Regions from separate parts of the Homo sapiens genome. Here region 1 is linked to region 2. Evidence: read pairs that join two places in POLR2A ChIA-PET (ENCODE). Cell type or tissue: OCI-LY7. All regions are shown on one strand. Links, peaks and the distances in the headings refer to the core of each region. The heading gives the core; the rest is flanking DNA.

Region 1 (4,404 bases), core at 335-4,334, 650 kb after region 2:
AGTTCTTTGAGCACAGAATCCTGTTTTTCCCCCAAACATTACATCCTATGCATAGTGTTCTATAAAATGCATTTAGGAGGGTGTGGTGGCTCACGCCTGTAATCCCAGCACTTTGGGAGGCTGAGGCAGGTGGATTACTTGAGATCGGGAGTTTGAGATCAGCCTGGCTAAGATAGTGAAATCCCCTCTCTATTAAAAATACAAAATTAGCTGGGCGTGGTGGCGCATGCCTGTAATCCCAGCTACTCAGGAGGCTGAGGCAGGAGAATTGCTTGAACTTGGGAGGCGGAGGTTGCAATGAGCCGGAATCACGCCACTGCACTCCAGCCTGGGTGACAGAGTGAGACTCCGCCTCAAAAAAAAAAAAAAAAAAATGCATTTAGGACATAAACACTAACATAGACTGCAGGAATAAGGACATATAAGATAAAGCGATAATTTCTAGTCTTCTGTCATTTTAGTTATTGCAAAATAGGAAGTCTGTCATGAAGCATTAGCAAACTTTCTAAAGCAAGTGGGAAACTATCACTTCCCAACTTCGAATCCTTATTGATGGATGGGCTTTTCATCCATGGGAATTCACATTTCTTTTGATGGCTCCGGTTTTGAGATGATGCTGTGGTTTTTAGTGAGTGCATGTGTTTGTTGAAGGTGGCTTAGTGGCAGTGAAGAGGGCAATATTTCAATAGATAAAGTATTCTGATCTTCTTTTCATCTATGGAGAAGCCAGGATGAAAAATCAATGCTAAAATGGATTATCCTCCATCTAAACACAGGGCGAATGGGATACAATGTCTGTTAGGGGAGAGTGAATATTGGCAGATTTCTTTACTTCCCCATTTTCCTTTGTATTTCTTTTCTGGAATTTCCCATCACTATATTTCTATTTTTGACTTTAAAAAGTTAGTAGCTGTTGGCCGGGCGCAGTGGCTCACACCCGTAATCCCAACACTTTGGGAGGCTGAAGCAGGTGGATCACGAGGTCAGGAGATCGAGACCATCCTGGCTAACATGGTAAAACCCCATCTCTACTAAAAATACAAAAAATTAGCCGGGCGTGGTGGTGGGCGCCTGTAGTCCCAGCTACTTGGGAGACTGAGGCAGGAGAATAGCGTGAACCCGGGAGGCTGAAGTTGCAGTGAGCCGAGATCGCGCCACTGCACTCCAGCTTGGGATACAGAGCGAGACTCCATCTCAAAAAAAAAAAAAAAAAAAAAAGCTACTAGCAGTTAAATTCTCAAACTAAAGCATTCTATCACTATAAAGACTAAACATTTTTAAAGATTGTTTTGCCTGAAAAGTAACAATGTGAACTACTCCTGTGCTTCCCAAAGCTGGTCTGATGATATAGGCCAGTCTAGAAAGTTTACTTTGATCCATAATGAAATGAGAAAAACAATGACCATGTAAAGTTTTTCATGAAGCTTAATATATTCCATTTGAAAGAGTGCTTTTTGAGATTATGTTCTTCCTACAAATTTGGCATTAATATACTTTTTTGTATTAACATACTCCTTTTTTAAATAAAATGATGAGTGAAAATAGTAGCTGTGTTTTTAAGAAATACCCACTGGGGCTCACGCCCAGGAGCTGGGCGAATCACCTGAGGTCGGGAGTTCGAGACCAGACCCGTCTCTGCTAAAAATACAAAAAAATTAGCCAAGCGTGGTGGCGGGTGCCTGTAATCCCAGCTACTCTGGAAGCTGAGACAAGAAAATTGCTCGAACCCAGGAAGCAGAGGTTGCAGTGAGCCGAGATCGCGCCATTGCACTCCAGCCTGGGTGACAGAGCAAGACTCCATCTCAAACAAAAAAACAAACAAACCCCACTGGCAAAATTAATATTTGGAAGTTTTATGTCCCTCCAACTTTGTTTGTTGTTTGTTTTGTTTTTTATTCAAAAGTTTAGAAACCTCTTCTTAAGCCCAAGGCAGTCATGTGTCTAGTTTGCTGTGTTCCCTGTGACTTGCAGAGTGCCTAGCAATACTAAGCAACCAATAGAGTTGGTCAGCAAACTTTTCTATAACAAACTTTTAGGCTTTGTAGGCCATACAGTCTTGGTTGCACCTACTCAACTCTGCTGTTGAGGCAGAAAACCAGCCAAAAACAGTGCATAAAAGAATGAGTGTGGTAACTATATTCCAACAAAATTTATAGACACTGAAATTTGGATTTCATATAATTTTTATGTCACAAAATAGTCTTTTTTTCCCACCATTTTAAAATGTGATAACCATTCTTAGTTCATGGACCATACAAAAACAGATGGTAGGCTGGAATTGGCCTGTAGGCTGTAGTTTGCCCACCATAGGGCCAAATGAAAGAAAAGAGTGACTAAGTACAGAGTAAGACCAGAAATCCAGAAATTTCAAATGCGTAGGTACCAACTCCTCTTGGCACTGAGTGCCCGTGACCTCAGGAAAGTCAATTTAAGATACCAGCGTAGCCTAGTTTTCCAGCTATAAATTAGGGAAAGCAATTCAAATCTATTTCTTCAGGCTATTGTTGATGAGAGGTATTATAAATTGACAGCAAGGAAACATGTTGCAACTAAGAAGGACCAAATAATATAACCATGACTATAAAAGAAAAAAACTAGTAGATGTATTTACTAAACTAATTTAAAAGTTTCAATTTTCTGTTTCAAAAAAAAAAAAGATGGGAAAAACAGGAGTCCCACTGATTACTGTAGAATTATTTTTGAAATGGGCTATTGGTGGAATTACAGAACCAAGGAGCTTTAGGGCTAAGAGAGATCGTGAAAAACTTCCAGTTTGATCACATTGTTTTAAAGGCAGGGGAAAATACCAGGGAAAAAGATAGTTGCCCAAGGTCACTTATTTAGAGAACGAGAATAATCTAATAAGACAATATATCTTCTGAAGACTGAATAGGAAATAAGGTCATATAATAAAAAGAGCATGGGGTTTTGAACACTGGGTTCAAATACTGCCTTCCACAGTTAACGTTTTTGAATTTCAAGCAAGTTACTTAACTGAGTCTCAATATCTTCATCTATAAATCAAGGACAATAATATTTTGTAGAGTTATAGTTAAGAACAAGTGAAGTAATGTACACAGTAAATTGTTGGGCATATAATTTAAATGCTCAATAAATGAGGATTTATATTATATGAAATTTCAAATCTCAAAATTTACCACAGCTGCTAAAAAAAATTGAAATTACAGTTTCTAAACTGAGCTAAGAAATGAAACCCACATATTTGATGTTCTAACAAAACTAATTTTATCTGTATTCATTGAAATACTTCTTGAATTTCTATTTATATATTTCTGGAAGACAATACAGTGCTGTTTTTAAACTTGAAACCACAAACTAACACACTTTCATTGTAGGATGGAATTTGATCGCGTTAAAGCCAATTTGTCACTGAAATACCCCAAAGTTCATTCATTATGGAGGAATCCTAGACCCTGTAAACTTTTATTTCGGTTTCTTATCTGACAATAATTTGGTAAATAAAAGAAATGTAGTACTTAAAATACATAGTTTCTGCAGATCATATTGGGGCAAAAAAAATACATAAAATGCCCTCATATTGTCATTTCAAAGTAATGCTAACAGCAAAATCTTAAACATCAGACAGACATAGGTTTTAACCACAGCTCTGCCACTTCATGGCTGTGTGACCTTGGACAATTTACTTAGTCTCTCTAAGCCTCAGTTTTTTTGAATGTGAAATGTGGTTAATAATAATAGTATCTACCTCACAGGGCTGTGTGATGATGACATGATAGGATGCACATAAAATGCTTTACTTAGACCATTGTCTGCAATATAGTAAGTGTTCAAAAAAAAATGTTAGCAAAATTAAATATCATATTGTTGGGAGAGGAACTTTGACAAATTCCATTTTCATAATCTTCTGTTTCTTCTGGTGGGTGTTAGATAAAACTTGAAAAGAACTGATTTTCAGAGTAATATTGTAAACTGTAAACAGTTGCTCATGTGAAGATAGAACTGGAGGTAGATTTCTTCCACTGGTCTATTAAGCGAGGAGGAAACCAATAACCTTGAGGGTTTCTAGGAACTGGGAACACAGGCTCAATTCAGGATTCTAAAAAGGAACAGATGAATTGGTTACTTTGGAGACAGCAGAATCTAGCCCTTCAGAGATACTTCCCTGCCCTCCCGATTGAAAGTAATTCCCTCTTAGTTCACTAGAATGTCAGTTCCCTGTTGGCAGATCTCATGTTGGGTCTATCTGCTTCATGGCTATATCATCAGCTTCTAGAACAGTGCCTGCACATTGCAAATTCCCAGTAACTACACAGCAAATGAATAAATGAGTGATTTTATGAATGGACAACCCTGGCATATGCTCAGTGCTTCAAATTCTCCTTAGAACTGTAAACAAAAGGTGAACTGATCTTATAGCTGTTA
Region 2 (4,404 bases), core at 225-4,224:
TTGCAAACCTCAATCCAATGGAGTCTCTAAGTGGTAGACCACAGCTGCTCCAAGCTTGCATCGTATCAGCTTAGCTATTCCTGTTGAGAAACAAGACAAGTTTCCAAGTAGTCCCAGAAAGCCAAGAATTAAGGTGTATCTGTCCCTGTCATGTGCCTATCTCTGATATTACCAGACCTGGCCCATGCAGAGTTACAGATGGGTTAATACCACCATAAGCGCATGGACCAAAGTTAGGGAAAGGATAGTTTTCCAAAGGAAATGTTAGGTCCTAGTATCATATGTGGAGAGGGGATACTTGGCAAGTAAAACAGTACCTATCTACCATGTGGCCACAACAGGGCAGATCAGGGTCCCTGGTAGGATGGAGGCAGCCATCAAGCATTATGGTATCCCTGAATAATCCCTTCCCAGTTCATATGTAAACCAATCCTCTTAAATTGTTAATGCATTTAACATAAGGATGGATTCAGCAAAACTGTATCAATAGCAAAACATGAGGGGTCTCCAGCTAGTAGCCTGTCCTGCATAGCCATCCATGACTACTGCTCTAATTGATTTTTTCTAGAATGTCTAAAGGAAGATGAAAGTAGAAAATGAGCTGTAGTGGACAAGCATTTTTAAAATGAGCCCAATAATGTAGCACTTTTGGGTGCTTGATAATTGTTGCAAATCACATTTGCCTGAGAAATTTCAATTCTATAATAATTGTACAATAGCAGAAAGATCTAGATACAAAAATATTCATTGCAGCATGGCTTGCAATAGTGAAAAATTGAAAACAATTTACATATACTTCAATAAGGAAAGGTTAAAACAATGGTATACTATGCTACTATTACCTGAAAATATTGAAAAGATGAAAAGATGTCCAATAACATTTGATGAATAAAGGTTGAAAAATACATGTAGTAAAATCTCATTTTTGTTTTTAAAAAACATATATGCATGCATGCATCCATGTATAGACAAAAAGGATTTGAAAATATACAATAAATTATAGTTAATCACATTTACCTTATGGTACTGCAGAACATCAGAACTCATTCCTCTTATCTAGCTGTAATTTTGTAATCGTTAACTAATCTCTCCCCATCCTCCCCTTCCCCCTGCCCTTCCCAGCCTCTGATAGTCACAATTCTACTTTCTATTTCACATAATAAAAGTTTTTAAAGAGGGGAATAATGGGGTGGGGGATCTGGAATATACATAAAAACTCAAAAATAATTACAAATTTGTTGCCATCAAAATATAAAAAGAAAAAAATAGTTACATCTGCAAAATGGGATTGTGTGAGGAAGTTTTTACCTTTATACATTTCTACCTTCTGTATGTTTGGATTTTTACAATAAGTATGTGTTATTTTCTAGCATCTTTTGAAGTTTTTTTCTTAAAGGCATAAGTAATATCTAAAGTTATTTTTCATCCTTCTAATGCCGTCTACACAAAGATAACGATTTTTCTTGGATGGCCCCAATCTCTCTTCTGTAAGATCTTTCCCCATTTGTCATATCCATAACTCATAACCTCCTCACCCTTCACTGCTCTCCATTTTCTCTATAAAGTGAGCCCAGTCAGTACTTGTAGGCTTGTTAAGCATTACTTCTAATAAGAAAGACTAACTTGTAAAGCAAATGTGGAAATGTACTAATATAGCATCAAGCACAAAATAGCCATTCAATAACCGAACTATTTAATTCCTTTTTTTTCACACTTCATCCTTTCCCTAATTCCAGAAAGAACTTGAACTGGGTCATAACAAAGACAAATTTAGACAGACAGATAAAGATATCTCATAGGTAGAAATAAAACTGAGTGATTATAAACTAATCACAGGAGGCTCTGTTAGTCTGATGAACAGAAACACACGTGATAAAATCACAGAGAGGTAAAATAGAAAATGAAAATCAGGATCAAGAAAAGGGAAATAAAAATATGCTGGACATCATTCAATAACTATTTGCTGATGGTAATTATAGGGATGGAAAACCCATCAGGCCTATGGAGCTAAAATTAATCAGCAAGTATTCACAGAGTGCCTACTGCTTCTATTACTGGTTCTGGCTTCCTGCCTGCCCAGTGCAGAGGCTTGAGACATTTGCGTGACATTCAGCTTGTCAAGACAGAAGGAGCAAAATAAGCAGACAGAGGCTCACTGCAGCCGCCTATACCCATCATATTGTTGGAATCATATTCAAGTGAGACAAACTCCTTCAGTGGAAGACGATAAAACTAGCTTAAAAGTTGTAAACATCACTTCATCACCCAAAAAAGGCCCAATTAAGTGGAGATACTATTTCTGCAAAGCAATCATCAATTCATTTGTGTAACATTTGAAATTTCAAAGTACAAACCCACATTCTATTAAAGGCAGGAAGTGAAACCAATAAAACTTGTAACAACTATACTTAATTTTCAGGGTTCTTTCCATTGCTGACAAACATTTTAAGTCATGTCTATTCTCTTAAAATGTAAAATATGATGTTTATGTCACTGTTAATATTTTGATAAAAAGCTATTGTCATGGACATCTGGGTTTTTTTCTGCATGCCCAGAAATCCCTTTTCTCCTATTTAAATTTAAAATCTCCAATTATTTGGAGAAGCACCTCCTCTTCTCTCTCTTTCATTTGTACCCCATTCTTAGGTGTCAGTGGTGGGCACTTGAGCTAGGCTTTGCCCATCATAGTACACATTCCTGACATCCCTTGGTCATAGTTATTGGTCCAGGGATAAGCATTTGAACCAACTAGACCAGTGAAACCCCTCCCAGGAACAACTACTAAAATTATGGGAAAAGAACTCTTTCCACTGAAGTTACTAACCTGGCAGGATGTGTTAAATCCAGGTGCCACAGGCCACCAGGTGGAGAGGTGGAGATAATCTTTCCAGAAAACAAAACAAAACAAAACAGGAAAATGAAGCTAAGGGATAAAATTTAAGCCCTTTGGACTTCATTTGAGCCCCTGAATCCAGTCATGCCTCCTGAAATTAAACTTCCCCTGGACTTTTCAGTGAATCAAAAAACTCTGTTTTTAACAGTGGGGTTTCTTATAAATGCACCAAAAAATGACCTAATGAATGTTGTCTACAAGCTTCCATTAGAAGTATTATCTTCAAGAGAAAAAAAAAACAAATAACTTGAAGAAAACCCTTCATAATTCAAGTCAGTCCTGCTAACCTCTAGGAAACCCTCCGTGACCACCATCTCCATATCCACACCCATTTTCCTAACCTTAAACACCAGATGACTTCTTGAAGCTTATGAAGTGCCCTATGCATCTAACACATTTCTGTAAGTCTGCATTGTTCTATAATGACTTGTAACCGTATCTGTCTCCATTTCCTCCAGAGAAGAGATTGTTATCATTTTGATATCCCTGCAGCCTTATACTGGGGCCTAACATATAATAGTTGCTATTTTGTTGAAGGAATTGTATTTTGTTGAAGGAATTCTCTTTTGTTGAAGGAATGAATGGAGAGAATATTAATTAAGAAAGTCTCTTCTATTAATAAACATTCCCTGATTGATTGAAACCATGCCTAAAATAGCTAATCATCAGAAGACCAAAGTAAACAACATATCCAAACTGAATCCTCAAAGTGTTAGTCATTGGTAGCTGTATAGCTGAGAATCTTTCCTTCTTCTGGTCATTAGGGTTGAAAGGGTGGGTGAATGTGGAGACATGATTCTTTCTTTTGCAAAACATTTACTATTTTTTAAACTCCATAAAATGTAATAACTTCTCTTGAAAAATGTTAAAACCCAAACAAAAAAACCTGTAATGTGGAATATAGATTGTAGGTTATAATGGAGGAAGCAGGGAAAGTGGGGAAAACTGTGGTTGCCAGAAGTTTTCTGATAACTAATAGGCAAGACAATAGGGTGGCTTTTGGTAGGGTCCTTCTTTATGGCATAGCAAAGAAAAATAGGAATGAAGAAGTGAGAAGCATGAAAGGGGACAGCAATATATGTGTAACACAGGGTGATTCAGTGTGAGAGTTTTATAATTAAAATTGCCAAATGTGAGAAAAAAAAATCTACTATAAATTGGGATAGGCTCAAGGCATGGAGATGAACAAATAACCCCTCCATGTGGGCAAAAATCAATGAAATTACTAGATGAGTAGCTTAGTATGTGAGTTCCAGTTGCAACATGTTACTGGTATTTGGGGCTTCCCCTCCCCCCTCCCCCCCTGCACTTTGAGGCAATTCGACATTTGACTAACAATCCAGCCTAACTTTCTCCATCTGATATAAAGATATTTACCTTGAAATCCTAGAACTGCCAACATCTCCTACTTCCTACTACAACCCTCCCTGACTCCTTTTCTCTGGCACAGCTTTCTATGCACTCACCCCATTCAACTAAGCCTGCTTACTCTTCACCAGAAGGTCTTCTCT

The links. ChIA-PET counts read pairs that join two places held together with the same protein. Peaks named below come from ENCODE experiments on the same cell type or tissue, not always from the same donor. Only the 100,000 strongest peaks of a DNase experiment are listed, where the experiment ranks them.
Region 1: POLR2A ChIA-PET joins it to region 2 with 5 read pairs; 3 of 35 experiments call an interaction of 5 or more read pairs at or near these places.

What each region holds. Positions count from the first base shown.
Region 1 is chr5:142,758,760-142,763,163 of GRCh38, reverse strand. LINC01844 (long intergenic non-protein coding RNA 1844) reads right to left here. Exons shown (of 4, transcript NR_110558.1): 4 at 2,171-4,078. Among named protein-coding and RNA genes, the nearest start is that of ARHGAP26, 9.4 kb to the left of the region's middle. In OCI-LY7, for the core only: no CTCF peak of the experiment used is centred there; no DNase peak of the experiment used is centred there.
Region 2 is chr5:143,412,058-143,416,461 of GRCh38, reverse strand. It overlaps a transcript of NR3C1 not described here. Among named protein-coding and RNA genes, the nearest start is that of NR3C1, 11 kb to the right of the region's middle. In OCI-LY7, for the core only: CTCF peaks have their summits at 1,656 and 1,859; a DNase peak (open chromatin) is centred at 2,081; H3K4me3 peaks cover 2,337 bases; H3K27ac peaks cover 1,794 bases.